2 separate regions of the Homo sapiens genome follow, and region 1 is linked to region 2. A link is a loop called in an ENCODE intact Hi-C map of the cell type or tissue named here. Cell type or tissue: heart right ventricle. All regions are shown on one strand. Links, peaks and the distances in the headings refer to the core of each region. The heading gives the core; the rest is flanking DNA.

What was found. Hi-C counts contacts between places; a loop is a spot of excess contacts. Peaks named below come from ENCODE experiments on the same cell type or tissue, not always from the same donor. Only the 100,000 strongest peaks of a DNase experiment are listed, where the experiment ranks them.
Region 1: a loop joins it to region 2, with 2.2 times the contacts of the local background. A loop is called at or near these places in 44 of 110 quality-filtered maps.

The regions. Positions count from the first base shown.
Region 1 is chr5:176,638,247-176,644,551 of GRCh38, forward strand. It overlaps EIF4E1B (eukaryotic translation initiation factor 4E family member 1B), which reads left to right. Exons shown (of 9, transcript NM_001099408.2): 2 at 3,797-3,919; 3 at 4,464-4,556; 4 at 4,836-5,020; 5 at 5,393-5,488; 6 at 6,130-6,193. The coding sequence starts at 4,542. Among named protein-coding and RNA genes, the nearest start is that of TSPAN17, 6.1 kb to the right of the region's middle. RefSeq lists enhancers at 5,198-5,839, 5,840-6,305. In heart right ventricle, for the core only: no CTCF peak of the experiment used is centred there; a DNase peak (open chromatin) is centred at 1,935; H3K27ac peaks cover 380 bases.
Region 2 is chr5:176,568,949-176,579,285 of GRCh38, forward strand. It overlaps CDHR2 (cadherin related family member 2), which reads left to right. Exons shown (of 32, transcript NM_017675.6): 5 at 12-62; 6 at 2,265-2,354; 7 at 5,135-5,224; 8 at 6,136-6,261; 9 at 6,332-6,478; 10 at 6,558-6,633; 11 at 6,776-6,891; 12 at 7,004-7,237; 13 at 8,451-8,606; 14 at 8,689-8,850; 15 at 9,086-9,147; 16 at 9,417-9,660. Among named protein-coding and RNA genes, the nearest start is that of CDHR2, 25 kb to the left of the region's middle. RefSeq lists a silencer at 9,480-9,774. In heart right ventricle, for the core only: a CTCF peak has its summit at 5,259 (motif pointing right); a DNase peak (open chromatin) is centred at 5,273; H3K27me3 peaks cover 558 bases.

The DNA of each region.
Region 1 (6,305 bases), core at 1-5,000, 66 kb after region 2:
CATTTAATGCCCATTACTGGATAAGGGCATGAAACAGCAAGTACTGACAGAACAGACAAGAGGTCCCAGGGCTTAGTCCTAGGGCCTTCTGATGCAAAGAGAAGAAACCATCCATTTTGTTCACAGCTGTGCTCCCCAGAGCCTAAAATGGTGTCCGGCACAAAGTAATTGGTAGGTCATTATTTGTTGAATGAATAAACGAATAAGTAGTGTTAAGCGCTAAGAAGGAAATAGAACAGAGTGATGAGTTAGAGGGCATGGGGGAGAGTGTTCTTCTGTAGATAGGGTAGCAGTCAGGGAAGGCCTCTTTGAGAAGGTGACATTTGAGCCAAGCCCAGAAGGACAAGGAGAAGTTCTGTAAAAAGTTGCAGAGGAAACTGCAAGTGCAAAGGCCCTGAGGCAGGAACAAATCTAGCCTTTTGGAGGCTCCATGTGCTCAGGGCATGGGAGGCTGGATCGCCTAAGAACCTTGCAAGCCCAGGACCTGGACTTTGGATCACATCCTGGGTGTCCTGGAGGTTTGTTTGTTTGTTTGTTTGTTTGTTTAAATGCAGTTTCACTCTTGTTGCCCAGGCTGGAGTGCAATGGTGCGATCTCGGCTCACTGCAACCTCTACCTCCCCAATTCAAGTGATTCTCCTGCCTCAGCCTCCCAAGTAGCTGGGATTACAGGTGCCTGCCACCATGCCCAACTAGTTTTGTTGCTGTTGTTGTTTGTTTGTTTGTTTTATTTTTAGTAGAGACACGGTTTTACCATGTTGGCCAGGCTACTCTCGAACTCCTGACCTCAGGTGATCCACTGGCCTCGGCCTCCCAAAGTGCTGGGATTACAGGCATGAGCCACCACAGCTGGCCTGGGTTTTAAACAAAGAAGTTACGTGACCAGATTAATATTTTAAATGATCCCCCCGAGGAACCTGGAGAACTTTCTGTAGGAAAGCAGGAGTGGAAGCAAGTGGAGTGTCAGGAAATACACAGCAGCCAAGGTCAGAACCAGCTTCTCTGGAGTCAGGGGAGTTGGGAGGGAGAGGAATGGGCAGATTCAAGATATTTTAGGAACAGGATGGTAGGGCTGGGATTTAAGAGCCCCTGCTGGTTCAATCCCAGCATGAAGATGTCCCCCATAGACAGACTTGGAAGGGCCTCAGCGAGGGGCCAGGATGCCTGTAGCGCCAGGGGGGTTGCTCTTAAGGTCTCTCCTTAGTCACCTCAATCCAAGACTCCAGGAGCTTCCCCAGGCTGGAAGCTGTGGGAAGTGGTGGGAAGGGGTGCTGTGGCTGGGAGGGTCCTTCCGAGCTGGGCTCTGGGCCACAGCTGTAAGGTAGCTAAGACCATGCCCGGTACTGGGGGGAGCCCTTCCTTCCTTTTTCTTCATCAGATCTAGATTCCTGGCCGGCACAGTGGCTCACACTCGTAATCCCAACACTTTGGGAAGCAAAGGCAGGAGAATCACTTGAACCCTCCCAGGCTGATTTGAGACCAGTCTAGGCCACATATTGAGACCTCATCTCTATTTTTTTTTTAATTGAAAATTAGCCAGACATGGTGGTGTGCACCTGTAGTCCCAGTTTCTCGGGAGGCTGAGGAGGGAGAATGAGCCAAGGAGTTTGAGGCTGCAGTGAGCTATGGTCATGCCACTACACTCCAGCTTGGGCAACAGAGCAAGACACTGTCTCAAAACAACAACAACAAAATCTAGATTCGTGAGCTCTTCCCAGCCTGGTCCTCTTCCAGTGCTCCCTCTGTCCAAATTTCTTCAATGCTCCTCCCACTGAGAGGTGGCAGTATGTCCCCTCCCTTGAATCTGGGCCTGTGACTCTAGTAGAATAGAGTGGGTCTGATGTGGTGCCAGGTTTCAGGCCCAGGCCTTAAGAAACTGGCAGCTTCTGCTTCCTGTCTCTTGGGATGCTTGCTCTGGGAACCCAGCCACCACGCCGGGAAGAAGCCAAGCAGCCACATGGAGAGGCCACGCAGTGCCATCCTGGCCAGCACCCCCAGCTGAGGCTCCAGCTGACAGCTGGCATCAGCTGCCCCACGTGTGAGTGAGCAGATGACTCCAGCCCCAACCTGTAAGCCACCCTAGCTGACCTCCCTTTGAAGGAGAGCTGGGCTGTCCTACTGAGCACTACCCACATTGCACGCTTGTGAGCATAATAAATGATGATTATTGTTTTAAGCCACTGAGTTTGGGGTGGTTTGTTGTGCAGCAATAGATAAGTGGGACACAGTGCTTCACCCCTCCAGGGCCTATCTATCACTAAATATCACTGAGTTTTCCTTCTACATACCCCTTGAGTCTATTATCATCTCTCCATCTTCTCTGCCGCCCCCTCTGTCACCTGGACGACTACATTAGCATCCTAGTCAGTGTTTCCCCACACCTTCTTGCAGCCACAGGGTTCTGTTTCCTACACAGCAATCCAGAGAACCTGCTGAAAAGCATATCTGATTGCCTCCCCAGCCAGTCTGTACATGCTCAAAATGCTCAGTGGCTCCCCACTGCCCCTAGGATCAGGCTTACCCATTTCTTTCCCCTTTTAGCTTCGCCCACACTGGCCTGTCTTCTCGTCCTCTGGTATTCCACATTCCCTTTGCCCCAGGGCATTTGCACATACTGTTCCCACTCCCAGAGATGCCCTCCCCGACCCAGTTAATTATTTCCTATTATTTCTTGTTTATGCTTTAGGTCTTTGCTCAAATACCACCTCTCAGTGACCTTCTTCTCAGTGGTTCTTAAAACGGGGTCCCTGGCCAGCAGCATCTGGGAACTTGTTAGAAATACAAACATCCTGGGCCTGGCGCTTTGGGTCACGCCTGTAATCCCAGCACTTGGGAGGCCAAGGTGGGCAGATTGCTTGAGTCTAGACATTCAAGACCAGCCTGGGCAACATGGCAAAACCCTACCTCTACAAAATAAAACAAAACAAAACAAAACTAGCCGGGCGTGGTGGTGCATGCCTGTAGTCCCAGCTACTCGGGAGGCTGAGGTGGGGGAATCACCTGAGCTGAGACGTCAAGACGGCAGTGAGCCAAGATGGCACCACTGCACTCCCGCCTGGGCAGCTGGAGTGAGACCTTGCCTGAAAACAATATAAATAAATAAATAAAATGGAAACATCCTCAAGCCCAAGCCCAGAACTAAGGCGTCAGAAGTTCTGAGACAGGGCCCAGCAGCGTGTGATGAGCAAGCCGTGCAGGTGATTCTGATACACGCACCTAAGAACTGCCGCTCTGAAGCCCCAGCTTGGATCGTGGACTTTTTAGGTTCTCCCATCCCCGAATCCCTTTCCTTCAGTGGGTTGTGTTTGTGACGACACAGATTGTCTGAGGGATGCATAATCTCATAAACCTGAGCACAGGGCCCGCTTGTTTTTCGCTCATCACCGTAGCAGCACCTAACCCTGTGCCTAGCACGTACCAGGGCTTAAGGCTGTGGGTTGAGCAAATACTCAGCCTCCAGATGGTCACGAGCCCCCCAAGTGTGGGGGAGGAGCAGGGCCTTTTATACGTCTGGGACCCTAAAAGTGCCCAAGGGGAGGAGGCAAAACTTTAAAGGACTTGGGGAGCCTTCAGCCTCCACAGAAAAGGGGTTGTTCAGAAGGCCGATAAAGGGTGTCCAAAGCTTCCCTGCCTTCCTTCCCCATCCCAGTCCCCACCCTCCCCAACCTGGGAGAACCCTCAGCTGACTTCTGTTGAGCACAAGCCAGGCCTTGTTCTACGGGTTCTATGTGTTCTATATCATTTAATACCCTCAACAAGCTTCTGAGTTGTGTATGATTAACATTTTCATTTTACAGATGGGGAAACTGACTCGATGAAGCTCAGGCCTGGCCGCGGTCAGGGTAGAATCAGGACTAGAACCCAGGCTGTGTGGCTGCAGCCCTGACCCTCACCATCCAGGTCAGGCAGAGAACACTCAGGTGGGGCAGGAGGTAAGGTGGGGGCTGTGGGGAGCCTCATGTGTCTCCAAAGGGACTGGGGGCCTGTGAGGCAGTGAGTCGGGGAGGAACTTTCCAAATCCTCAAGAGAAACCAAAAGTGTGAATCTTAGTATAAAACCCCCCTATGTCTAAATGTTGGCAGATGATTAAACTTTTAAAAAACTCAGATGCCACTGGGTATGGTGGCTCATGCCAGTAATCCCAGCACTTTGGGAGGCTGAAATGGGAGATCACTTGAGCCCAGGAGTTGCCTGGGCAACATAGTGAGATTCCTTCATCTCTAGTCAAAAGAATATTTTATTTAAAAACAAACAAACAAAAAAACTCAGGTGCTTCCAGAGACCAGATGAATACCTGCTCTGATGTGAGGTTGGGGATGGTGCCAGAAGGCCCCACGGCCATGTCAGTGTCTCTGCTTCTGCCATCGGCAGGGCCGTCCACCTCACATTCTGGGGTCACCCTCCACGGGATGCAGACCTTGCTTTCCCTTCGAGCAGGCTCCAAATATTGACGCTTACCTTCAGGTCTTGGCCCCCATGGTGTGGGGCTTGGTCACAGCTGCTTCCCCAGCCCCAGGCCTGCACGAAGAAGGCACTCACTAAATGCTTGCTGTTGAGGTAATCAGCCTGGCCTCTCTACCCCCAGTGCACCATGGCCCCGCCCTCTCCCCCCCCCCCCCCGCCCCAGGTGGGCGGGGCAGGTGCTGGTGGGTTAAAAGCTGGTAGCTGGGGGCTTTTCAGATGCTGGGTCCTCCATGGAGTTTGAGCTGGGCATGGCTACTGAAGGCCTTGTGAGTCCCCTGCCTTCCCCTCCTGGAGCAGGGGATGGGCAGGGTGGGCACAGGGACAGCCAGGGCCAGAGCTCACAACCCATCCTGACTCCTTTTTTTGGCTCAGGTGAGTGAAGCTGAGGGTGGAATCCGAGAGTGGGAGGAGGAGGAGAAGGAGGAGGAGGCAGCAGAGAGGACGCCCACAGGAGAAAAGTCTCCAAACTCTCCCAGGACTTTGCTGTCTCTGAGAGGGAAGGCCCGGACGGGGGGCCCCATGGAAGTCAAGCTGGAGCTGCACCCCTTGCAGAACAGGTAGGCAGGAGCCTGCGAGTGGAACACAGCCCCTTGCTTTCAGGCCAGCCTCTGTGCTGGCAGCGTGGCCTTGGGCAACCCCGCCTCTCTTGGCCCTAGCTCTTCATCCGTGGGAGGCCAGGGCTGACCTAAGCCTTGGGCCCTGTTGGCCCTTCCAGCCCTAACCCCGCAGAGACTGTGGGTCAAACACCCCCACTCCTCCCCTGCCCTTCAGGACAACTGATTTCATTCACCTGAGAGGGGAATGCTGTGCCCCAAATCTCATCTCCCAGTTCGCCCTTGAAGGGGAGGGTCCTCCCTGTCAGTCCAGGTGCCCCGGGGGTGGACTTGGCTCTCTGCTTCCTCCTGGCTGCCTCCCCCTTCCCCTACCAGGTGGGCTCTGTGGTTCTTCAAGAATGACCGCAGCCGGGCCTGGCAGGACAACCTGCACCTGGTCACCAAGGTGGACACTGTGGAGGACTTCTGGGCGTGAGTGTCTGTCCCCAGTGGGGCTAGAGTTGGGGGGCTCTGAGCTCTGGGCTCCCTCTCTCCGGGTTGAGCCAGCCCTCCCTAGGGCCTTTCAGCCTTTGTGAGGGCTGGGGCTTTGTGGGTTCTGCCCAGGGGGTATAGGGCACAACCACCCCCCACCCCACCACCTTCTTTGGGCTCAGGGAGAGAGCCTGGGGAGCAGGAGAAGCAGGAAGCTGACCTTGACTCGGCCACTCCAGGGCTTTGTGACCTGGGCAAGTTCCTTCCCCTCTCTGAACCTGTCTCAGCTGCAAAGGGAGGACTCGGCTGCCTCAGTGTCCGGGTGCTCACGGGAGTGGCTCTGAAAAGGGCTACACAAGCCCTAGGGAGGGTGAGAAGGCCTCGGCTGTAGCTGGAGGGGGGAGCACCAGGGGGTCTAAAACCCTCCCCAGGGGTTGGCTCAGCCTTCACTGGGAAGGCTCTGTGGAAAAGGTGGGTCTTGAGAGTTTGGATAAACGGGAGTGGAATCCCAGGTGGCAGGCCAGTGTAAGCAAAGGCTTGGAGGCCATGGGGTCGGATGAGGAGTTGGGAGGGCTGAACCCAGTTGGAACCAGGCCCTAAAAAGCCTTGACTTTTGGCATGGGGTCGGGGGCTCTGTCCAGGCTATACAGTCACATCCAGCTGGCCAGCAAGCTCTCCTCTGGCTGTGACTACGCCCTCTTCAAGGTAAGCTCTGCTCTCCTCTTTCCCTCCCGCAAAGGGACAAGGGGTTGATCCCTCCCGGACTCCACTGCGTTAATCCCTCAGAGGGGTGGGGGTGGGGAGCTACGGGCCACCT
Region 2 (10,337 bases), core at 2,965-7,964:
GGCTGCTGCAGACACTCTACACATTCAAAGTCACCATCTCCGTGAGCGACCCCTACATCCAGGTGAGTTGGGAGGTGCAGGGGGGTAGACAGGGATTGCGAGAGTCCATTCCTGATTGTGTCCCCACCTCCGGCAAGCGGACGGTGCCCCAGTTAACAGTGAATTTAATGTTTATTTATATCGAGATTATACTAGTTCATTTCTTTGTCATATGACATTACCAAGATTTTAGTATTTTTAAAATTTATTTAAATTACATAAATATATTATTTATATCATATGAGGGCTTTTTTGTTTACATATAAATATATTGGTTATATTTTAATTGTAAATTAAATGTTTTTTTTTTTTTTGAGACGGAGTCTCGCTCTGTCGCCCAGGCTGGAGTGCAGTGGCGCGATCTCGGCTCACTGCAAGCTCCGCCTCCTGGGTTGACGCCATTCTCCTGCCTCAGCCTCCCGAGTAGCTGGGACTACAGGCGCCAGCCACCACGCCCGGCTAATTTTTGTATTTTTAGTAGAGACGGGGTTTCACTGTGTTAGCCAGGATGGTCTTGATCTCCTGACCTTGTGATCCGCCCGCCTCGGCTTCCCAGAGTGCTGGGATTACAGGCGTGAGCCACCACGCCCGGCCTAAATGTATTATTAATGTATATAAATATTGATTAGAAAAGTGCCAAATACCTCTCCACCCCAGGGCTCCAGAGGCAAAATCACTCTCAACTGCTTTGGCTGAATATGTTGCAACTACACTCTTATTTCCCACTTTGGGAGGCCGAGGTGGGCAGATCACCTGAGGTCAGGGGTTCAAGACCACCCTGGCCAACATGGAGAAACCCCCATCTCTACTAAAAATACAAAAATTAGCTGGGCATGGTGGTACACGCTTGTAATTCCAACTACTCAGGAGGCTGAGGCACAAGAATCGCTTGAACCCGGGAGGTGGAGGTTGTATTGAGCCGAGATTGCACCACCTCACTCCAGCCTGAGTGATAGCACGAGACTCCGTCTCAAAAAAAAAAAAATTACAGATAAAACGAAAGTCCCCTTGGAAAATCCTTTCCAGCTCACTCCCACTGAAGTGTTGACCGTTACTGTATGCTTTGACACTTCTCAGCGCTGAGGTACATGCCTCCATGTACTTCTTGGTGCATTTTTTGAAACCCAGTGGAATCCAGCTGTCTATATTGTCTTGAAAGCTGCCTTGCCCACTCAGCGATTGAGCTTAGAGCTCTCTCTGGGTCTTACAAATCCCCAATTTTTGTAACGTCTATATCTATGGTGGGAACTGCCCTTAAGCTGGTTCCCTCTGGTGTCCACATAGTTGTTCACAGCTTTATACTATGGCAAACAAAGCGAACGTGCACATTCCCGTGATAGGACAGGCACTTTTTTCCAACTTTTTATTTTATCTTTTTGAGTTAGGATCTTACTCTTGCCCAGGCTGGAGTGCAGTGGTGCAATCACAGCTCACATCAGCCTCCACCTCCTGGACTCAAGCAATCCTCTTAACTCAGCCTCCAGCGTAGCTGGGACTACAGGCGCTCACCAACCATACTCAGCTAATTTTAAAATTTTTTGTAGAGACAGAGTCTCACCATATTGCCCAGGCTGGTCTTGAACTCCTGGGCTCAAGCGATCCTCCCATCTTGGCCTCCCAAAGTACACAGGCATGAGCCACTGCGCCTGGCTGGCTGGCATATTTTATATTTAAAAAATTAACTGCTGGCGTGGTGGTGCACGCCTGTAATCCCAGCACTTTGGGACGCCAAGGCGGGCAGATCACCTGAGGTCGGGAGTTCAAGAGCAGCCTGACCAACATGGTAAAACCCCATCTTTACTAAATACCAAAAACTAACTGGGTGTGGTGGTGCATGTCTGTAATCCCAGCTACTCAGGAGGCTGAGGCAGGAGAATTGCTTGAACCTGGGAGGCGGAGGTTGCATTGAGATGAGATCACGCCATTGTACTCCAGCCTGGGTAACAAGAATGAAACTCTGTCTAAAAAAAAAAAAAAATTAACTAATGATGCCTGCAACTTACTTTCAAATGGTTCAGAAAACAACATATGGAGAGAACCTGGTCTCTACAAAAAAAAAAAAAAAAAAAAAAAAAAAAAAAGCCCCCAAAAACATATGGAGAGAAAGAGAGACCAAACAGTAGGTTGATCTGGATGAAGGACACCAGCTCTTTGTACGATACTTGCAACTTTTCTGGTGTTTTAAATCCTATTTTCTGGGGTCCCCTGGGCTTTCTCACTTGCAGGTGCAGAGGGAGATGCTGGTGATTGTGGAAGATAGAAACGACAACGCACCCGTTTTCCAGAACACCGCTTTCTCCACCAGCATCAACGAGGTGACACCTGCCTTAATGTGGTTGTGGGGCAGGGGGCATCCCAAAGTGCTTCTCAGAGTAGGAAGAGCCAGAGACAGTCAGTGGGGCATTCAGAGTTGGGAAAAACCTCTCCTAGCAGGGGCAGCTTCAAGAACCAAAGCCAGGGGGATGTAACCCCACAAACTGGTTACAGCAATATTTTGCAATCAGTCAGGTTAGGAATTCTTTCAGTGATGAAAGCAAAAAAAAAAAAGGGAGTTGATTTTTTTTGTGTAGACGGAGTCTCACTCTGTTGCCCAGGCTGGAGTGCAGTGGCACGATCTCGGCTCACTGCAAGCTCCGCCTCCTGGGTTCACACCATTCTCCTGCCTCAGCCTCCCAAGTAGCTGGGACTACAGGCGCCCGCCACCTCGCCCGCCTAATTTTTTGCATTTTTAGTAGAGACGGGGTTTCACCGTGTTAGCCAGGATGGTCTCGATTTCCTGACCTCGTGATCCGCACGCCTCGGCCTCCCAAAGTGCTGGGATTACAGGCGTGAGCCACTGCGCCCAGCCTCGTGTATCTAAAAAATTTAGAGGTACCTCAGACTTCAGGCATGGCTAGATCCAGGTACTCAAATCATATCTTGATTTGATTTGAGCCAAATCATATCGTGAAATTTGATTTGAAATCATATCTTCAGGCATGGCTGGATCCAGGTACTCAAATCACATCAAGATATGATTTGAGTTTCTCTCCTCCTCTCAGCTCTGCTTCTCTTATTGCCTCCATCCTGGGGGAAGAGAGGCAAGTCTCTCATGTGGTGATAAAAGTACAGGCTCGCCGGGTGCCGTGGCTCACTCCTGTAATACCAGCACTTTGGGAGGCTGAGGTGGGCGGATCACCTGAGGTCGGGAGTTGGAGACCAGCCTGACCAACATGGAGAAACCCCGTCTCTACTGAAAAAAAAAAAAAAAATTAGCCGAGTGTGGTGGCACATGCCTGTAATCCCAGCTACTCAGGAGGCTGAGGCAGGAGAATTGCTTGAACCTGGGAGGCAGAGGTTGCAGTGAGCCGAGATTGCACCATTGCACTCCAGCCTGGGCAACAAGAACAAAACTCCATCTCAAAAATAAATAAATAAATAAATAAATAATAAAAAAATTAAAAAATTAAAAAGTACAGGCTCACATTGAGGAGACCGTCTCTTTCTCAATCTTTCCAGCCCAAAGCCCAGGGCTGACTTTCATTGGCTCATTTTAGGTCATGTGCTATCCTTGAGCTAATTTAGGGGTATGGAAGGCTCTCATGGGTTGGGTCTGCATCGTGGGCCTTCCCCGCAGCAAGGGGGAGGAGTGGGGACAGTTCCACTTAAGCTACATGGGTGGAAAGGAGATTCCCTGATGGTCACTGGGCAGCAAATACCACCACTCCTGAACTTCCGTTGCCATGTGCCTGCAAAGACCTTCCAGGTGGGGGGCCCCATGCCAGGCCAGACACGTGTGGTCTGGACAGCCATGTGAGAGGCTCTGATGCAATGCCTCAGCACCCGGCACTGTCTAGGTGCTAAGGTTACCTGGGGAGCAAGACAGACCTGGTTGCTACTCTCAGCAGCTCACCTTCTAGGGAAGGCCACAGACAGGAACCAATGAAACAAAATAAGCAGAATGGATTTCAGATGGCGGTGAGCCCCACAATGAGCACGAGACAAGGCAAAGTCAAGGAAGTGACTGCAGCGGGCACTGCTTTAGGTTGAAGGGTCAGGAAAGGCCTCTCTGAGTTGAGGGCATCTGAACAGAGAGACCTGAATGGCAAGAAGGAGCTGGCAGGGGATGCTCCAGGAAGGGGTGCTCCAGGCAGGGGGAACAACAGGTGCAAAGCCCTGAGGCAGGAACAAGCTCAGCCAGTGTGGCTGGAGGGGGAGGGTGAGGAGGAGGTCAGGTCAGAGAGGCGAGTGGCAGCCCAGGCTCGAAGGAGTCTGGACTGTGATCTGGGCAGAATGGGGGGACTCTTGGGGGATTTGAAGGAGAAGAGTTATGTGGTCTGATTCATGATTTTCAAAGATCTCTGTGGCCACCATTAGGAAGTATAGGTCGTGGCTGGGCACGGTGGCTCACACCTATAATCCTAGCACTTTGGGAGGCTGAGGCGGGTGGATCACCTGAGGTCAGGAGTTCGACACCAGCCTGGCCAACACGGTGAAACCCTGTCTCTATTAAAAATATATATAAAAAAAATTAGCTAGGCATGGTGGTGGGCGCCTATAATCCCACCTACTGGGGAGGCTGAGGCAGGAGAATCGCTTAAACCCAGGGGGCAGAGGTTACAGTGAGCCGAGATCGTGCCCCTTCACTCCAGCCTGGGCGAAAGAGTGAAACTCCATCTCAGGAAAAAAAAAAGGAGGTAGAGTTGGTGTGTACAGGGGCCCAGGAGCAGAGTACTCCCCAAAGAAGCCTCCAGCTCTGTAGGGCGCTGTTTGAAACCCATGGCTATAGGCTGTAGAGAGCACATGGGATGTCTGAGTGCGCAGTGGCACAGTGAGGCTGGGCTCTAGAATGATCCCTCATCCTGGTTCTGAGGGGCTCCGACAATCAGAAGCCAGCTTAGGTGGTGGAGAGGCTGTGTGGGGAGGGGAGGAGGGAGATCCTCTCTGCCGCCCCGCACCCCCAGGTGCCTTCCACCCGCAGCCCTGGTGGGAAGGACAGGGGAACCCTGTCCCCATGAGTGCACAGCTGAGGACACTGAAGCTCAGGGGGGCAGTGACGGACAAGGGAGAGGAGGAGCTGGATTTGAGCTCATAGGTGACGAGTCCCTCCCTGCAGACCCTGCCCGTGGGCAGTGTGGTGTTCTCCGTGCTGGCCGTGGATAAAGACATGGGGTCTGCAGGCATGGTCGTGTACTCCATAGAGAAGGTGAGTGTGAAGGGGGCCCTGACCGCCTTTGTGACCGCCAGGGGGCAGCATCTCCACAGACAACCCACAGGGCCTGAACGTTGGGGTGGGGACATTGGTCCTGCCTTGGCCCAGCCCTGGTCCCCAAACCGTCCTCTGGCCACCAGCCCCCCTCCCCGGAAACCTCGCCTTGCCCGCTTACCTAAAGAGGGTGCCTGCTGCAGACCAGACCCTTCTTCCTGCCCGCCTGCTCCCAGGTCTTGTCCAAATTCCACAGACAATAAGGGGTGTGTAAACCCATTTCTCATGGAAACAGACTTGCTGTTGATAGCGCCATTTACCGAGCACCAACCACGTGCCTGGCACATACTGTATAGTCGCCCCTTGGTATCCGTGGGGACTTGGCTCCAGGATCCCTGAGGACACCAAAATCCATGGCTGCTCAAGTCCCTGACATGCAACGGGGTAGTATTTGCATGTAACCTAGACACATCCTCCTGTGTGCTTTAAATCACCTCTAGGTTACCTCCAATACCAATGCAATGCAAATACTATGTAACTATAGCATGTTATGCTATATTGTTTAGGGAATCATGGCAAGGGAAAAAGTTTGTACACCTTCAGTACAGACGCAACCATTGTGAGTGAGCCTAGCTACAGTTTTGATCTGTGCTGGTCAAATCTGTGGATGTGGAAGCCACAGAGATGGAGGGCCGACTGCATCTTATTGGATCCTCCTTTCAACCCACTGAGGGTTGTCACCAGCCCCATTTCCTGGAGCTGGAAACTGAGGCTCAGAGAGGTCATATGACCTGGTGCCAGTGGCGTGACTGGTCAGTGGCAGAGCTGGGACCTTCCCTGCGTTGCTCAGAGTGGGGTCCTCGGTGCAGGGCTGTCCCTAGGGAGCCTGACCCAAGTCTGCTCTGCCCCAGGTCATCCCTAGCACTGGGGACAGCGAGCATCTCTTCCGGATCCTGGCCAATGGCTCCATAGTCCTCAATGGCAGCCTCAGCTACAACAACAAGAGCGCTTTCTACCAGCTGGAGCTGAAGGCCTGTGTGAGTGGGGGTGCCGGCAGGCGGGCCTAGGACCCACGGCGCTGGCTCACGGGTGGCCATCTCCCCGCAGGACTTGGGCGGCATGTACCACAACACCTTCACCATCCAGTGCTCCCTGCCTGTCTTCCTGTCCATCTCCGTGGTGGACCAGCCTGACCTTGACCCCCAGTTTGTCAGGGAGTTTTACTCGGCCTCTGTGGCTGAGGATGCAGCCAAGGTGCACGGGGGACCTGTGGGGTGTGGGTGGAGGCGGGAGGCGGGGAAGTTTGAGGAGCACTGACCAGGCCCCATTCCAGGGAACCTCGGTGCTGACGGTGGAGGCTGTGGATGGCGACAAAGGCATCAATGACCCTGTGATCTACAGCATCTCCTGTGAGAACGGGGTGTCCCCAGGCCAGGGCTGGGCCGGGGCCAGGGTGGGGTCTCCGTCAGAGTCCCTGGAGGCAATGGGCCTGGGGCTCCGTCAGAGCCACTGGAGCAGCTGTTCCAGCTGTTCCGCCTTTCTCCTTGCCAGACTCCACGCGGCCCGGCTGGTTTGACATCGGGGCAGATGGGGTGATCAGGGTCAACGGCTCCCTGGACCGTGAGCAGCTGCTGGAGGCGGATGAGGAGGTGCAGCTGCAGGTCACGGTGAGCAAAGGCCCCACCACCCCTGTCAGAACCCTGCTCTCTAACCTCTGGCCTTTGATCTCTCTCTCTGAGCACTGGCTCTCTGCCCTCTGCCCTCTGCTCTGTGCCTCAGGCCACCGAGACACACCTCAACATCTACGGGCAGGAGGCCAAGGTGAGCATCTGGGTGACAGTGAGAGTGATGGACGTCAATGACCACAAACCTGAGTTTTACAACTGCAGCCTCCCAGCCTGCACCTTCACCCCCGAAGAGGCCCAAGTGAACTTCACTGGCTACGTGGACGAGCATGCCTCCCCCCGCATCCCCATCGATGACCTCACCATGGTGGTCTACGACCCGGACAAGGCAGGCGTGGTGGCGTGGGTGTGGGCGGGGGTGGCTGGGGGAGGCCAGTGGGAGCCTGGATCGAGTGACGGTGTCATGTGGTGCTGGGTGGCGGTGCTGGTGGTGCAGGGTGTGATGGCGGAGAATGGGGGTGCTGGGTGCTCTCTGGAAGCCTGTGTTGGTAAGCAGTATCATCCTCTGGGCGATCCGTGTGGGGCTGAATAGAAGGCCATGCTGAGTGGAGGCTGACGTAGAACGTCAGATGATGCTGAGTAGAACATCATTGTCCGTGGTGATGGGTGGCTGGCGAGGTCTCCTGGCATTGGGCGGCCATGATTTGGGTAGTCCTGGGAACTGGGGGAGGCTGAGCAGTGTTGGGACAAGTGGTCTGAGGGTGTGAGGTGGGAGGGTGCTCTTTTTTTTTTTTTTTGAGATGGAATTTCGCTCTGTCACCCAGGCTGGAGTGCAATGGCCCAATCTTGGCCCACTGCAACCTCTGCCTCCCAGGTGGAAGGGATTCTCCTGCCTCAGCCTCCCAAGTAGCTGTGATTACAGGTGTGCACCACCTCGCCCAGCTAATTTTTGTGTTTTTAGTAGAGATGGAGTTTCACCATGTTGGCCAGGTTGGTCTTGAACTCCTGACCTCAAGTGATCCACCTACCTTGGCCTCCCAAAGTGCTGGGATTGCAGGCGTGAGCCACCGCGCCCAGCCATGGGAGGCACTCTTAAGTGGAGGCTGCAGTGAGAGGTGGGTAACACGGTGGCGCTGGAGGATGAGTAACTCTGGAGGGTGTATGGTGTTAGGTGATACTGAGGGGTTGGAAATGTTGCGTGGAGGACAGTGTCGGGTGGGGTTAGGTTGGCCAGAAGGGTGGCACTGGCCAGTGGGGTGACGTAGGGTGTGAGTGGTGTTTGGTGTTGCTGTGGGGGCTGGGGGTGGGGGATGTGAAGGGTGGGTGGGAGGGACAGCTGACAGGAGTGAGGGGTGTGTGTCCAGGCTCCAGCCCAGGTCTGGGACCCACAGTGCCTAGGGAGCTGTCTTCTACAGAGCCTGCATTTGCAGGGACTGGTGACCAGCCCAGCCTCCTGCACCCTCTCTCGCAGTCTTTTGAGAGCCCCCTTCCATGGGACCTCATCGGGCGGGGCATCCAGAGATAGAAGCCTGGGGACTGGGGGAAGATGCAGGTGGGCAGAGCAGGGGGACAGGTCCCTGCTAGACAGCCCACCTTTACAGGGCAGCAATGGCACCTTCCTGTTGTCGCTGGGGGGCCCCGATGCAGAAGCCTTCAGCGTCTCCCCGGAGCGGGCAGTGGGCTCAGCCTCCGTTCAGGTGCTGGTGAGAGTATCCGCGCTGGTGGACTACGAGAGGCAGACGGCGATGGCGGTGCAGGTGAGGGCTGCTCCGGGGTGCCAGGGGCAGAAGCCGAGGGGCACTTGGGCCCCACAGCTGCTGCCTCCTCCCCTGCCCCCAGGTTGTGGCCACAGACTCCGTCAGCCAGAACTTCTCCGTCGCCATGGTGACCATCCACCTTAGAGACATTAATGACCACAGGCCCACGTTTCCCCAGAGCTTGTACGTCCTCACGGTGCCAGAGCACAGCGCCACCGGCTCTGTGGTCACCGACAGCATCCACGTGAGTGATGTGGACACAGTGGGGCTGTGGGGTCCCAGCAAGCGGGCGTGCATGTGTGAGTGTGAGAGTGTGTGTGTGTGTATGTGTGAGATGGGGGTGGCCATGAGTGAATCTGAGTGTGCTGGGGATTCTCCCTTTGTGTGAGGAAGCACGACAGCTCTGTCCCCACGAGCTGCATGGGTGGCGGTGCGTGCATCGCCTCCACACAGCACCCTGCCATGTCTCTGCCTCACAGGCCACGGACCCAGACACGGGCGCGTGGGGCCAAATTACCTACAGCCTGCTCCCAGGAAATGGGTAAGGGCTCAGGGTGGGCCGTAGGCAGGTGGGTGAGCAGGGCCCAGGCCCACCTCTCTGCCTCTCTGCAGAGATAGAATAGCTGGGGAAGACCGAAGGCACTCAGTTACATTTCAATTTCAGATAAACAAGGAATGACTTTTTGAAATAATGAATATGTTGCATATACTGCATGGGATATGCTGAAATATTTGTTGTTGTATATCTGAAATTCACACTGAAATGGGCATCCTGTGTCTCTATTTGCTGAACCTGGCCCCTCTGAGCAGGGCAGACCTCTTCCAAGTGGATCCCGTCTCAGGGACGGTGACGGTGAGGAACGGTGAGCTGCTGGACCGGGAGAGCCAGGCCGTGTACTACCTGACGCTGCAGGCCACAGACGGCGGGAACCTGTCCTCCTCCACCACACTGCAGATCCACCTGCTGGACATCAACGACAATGCACCCGTGGTTAGCGGCTCCTACAACATCTTCGTCCAGGAGGAGGAGGGCAATGTCTCCGTGACCATCCAGGTGTGAGCCTGCCTGGACCTGGTGGGTAAGGCTGGGGGAGGGGACCAAGCCTGCTCTGTGGGCATGCTGGCCCTGGGTAAAGTCGGGGCTCCGCTGTGTGGCTCTGAGACAGTCACTCAGAGTCTCTGTTTCCTCCCAGGAAATGAAGAAAATTATAGCCTTACTCTCAGGGTCATTGGGGAATAATTTAATGACTTGTGTGAGGAGCTCAGCACTGGGCCTGCCAGAGAAATCCCTCAAAAACATACACTTCTTTTTTATTTACCCACCTGCCCCACTCCAAAAAGGACTTGAGGTGGCTTAGATAAATAGTAAGATAAAAATATGAAAGAAATAAGAAAAAAGAGAAAATAAAGGTGGCATTTGTTAAAGGGCACAAGGTAAAATTAGAACCCAGTGCTACAGAATTGCTTGGAGTGAGCTGCAAATTCTGATCTGAGCTTCATGGTGGCCAAAGCAAAAAAGGAAATGAGATCAGTGGCCAGGTTCACAGAGTTCATGAGATAAAAACCCACTAGTGACTCCAGAGAAACACCGGGGAGTAGCTTCCTCCCTCGTCCTGAGGAGTTCGGAAGCTTCGCCCCTGAGGCATCTTGTGAGAAGTGAGAAACCAGGTCCTCAGAGTGACAATCTGGTGGCCACAGAGCCCTCCCGTCTTTCCAGGACTGTGTAGTTTC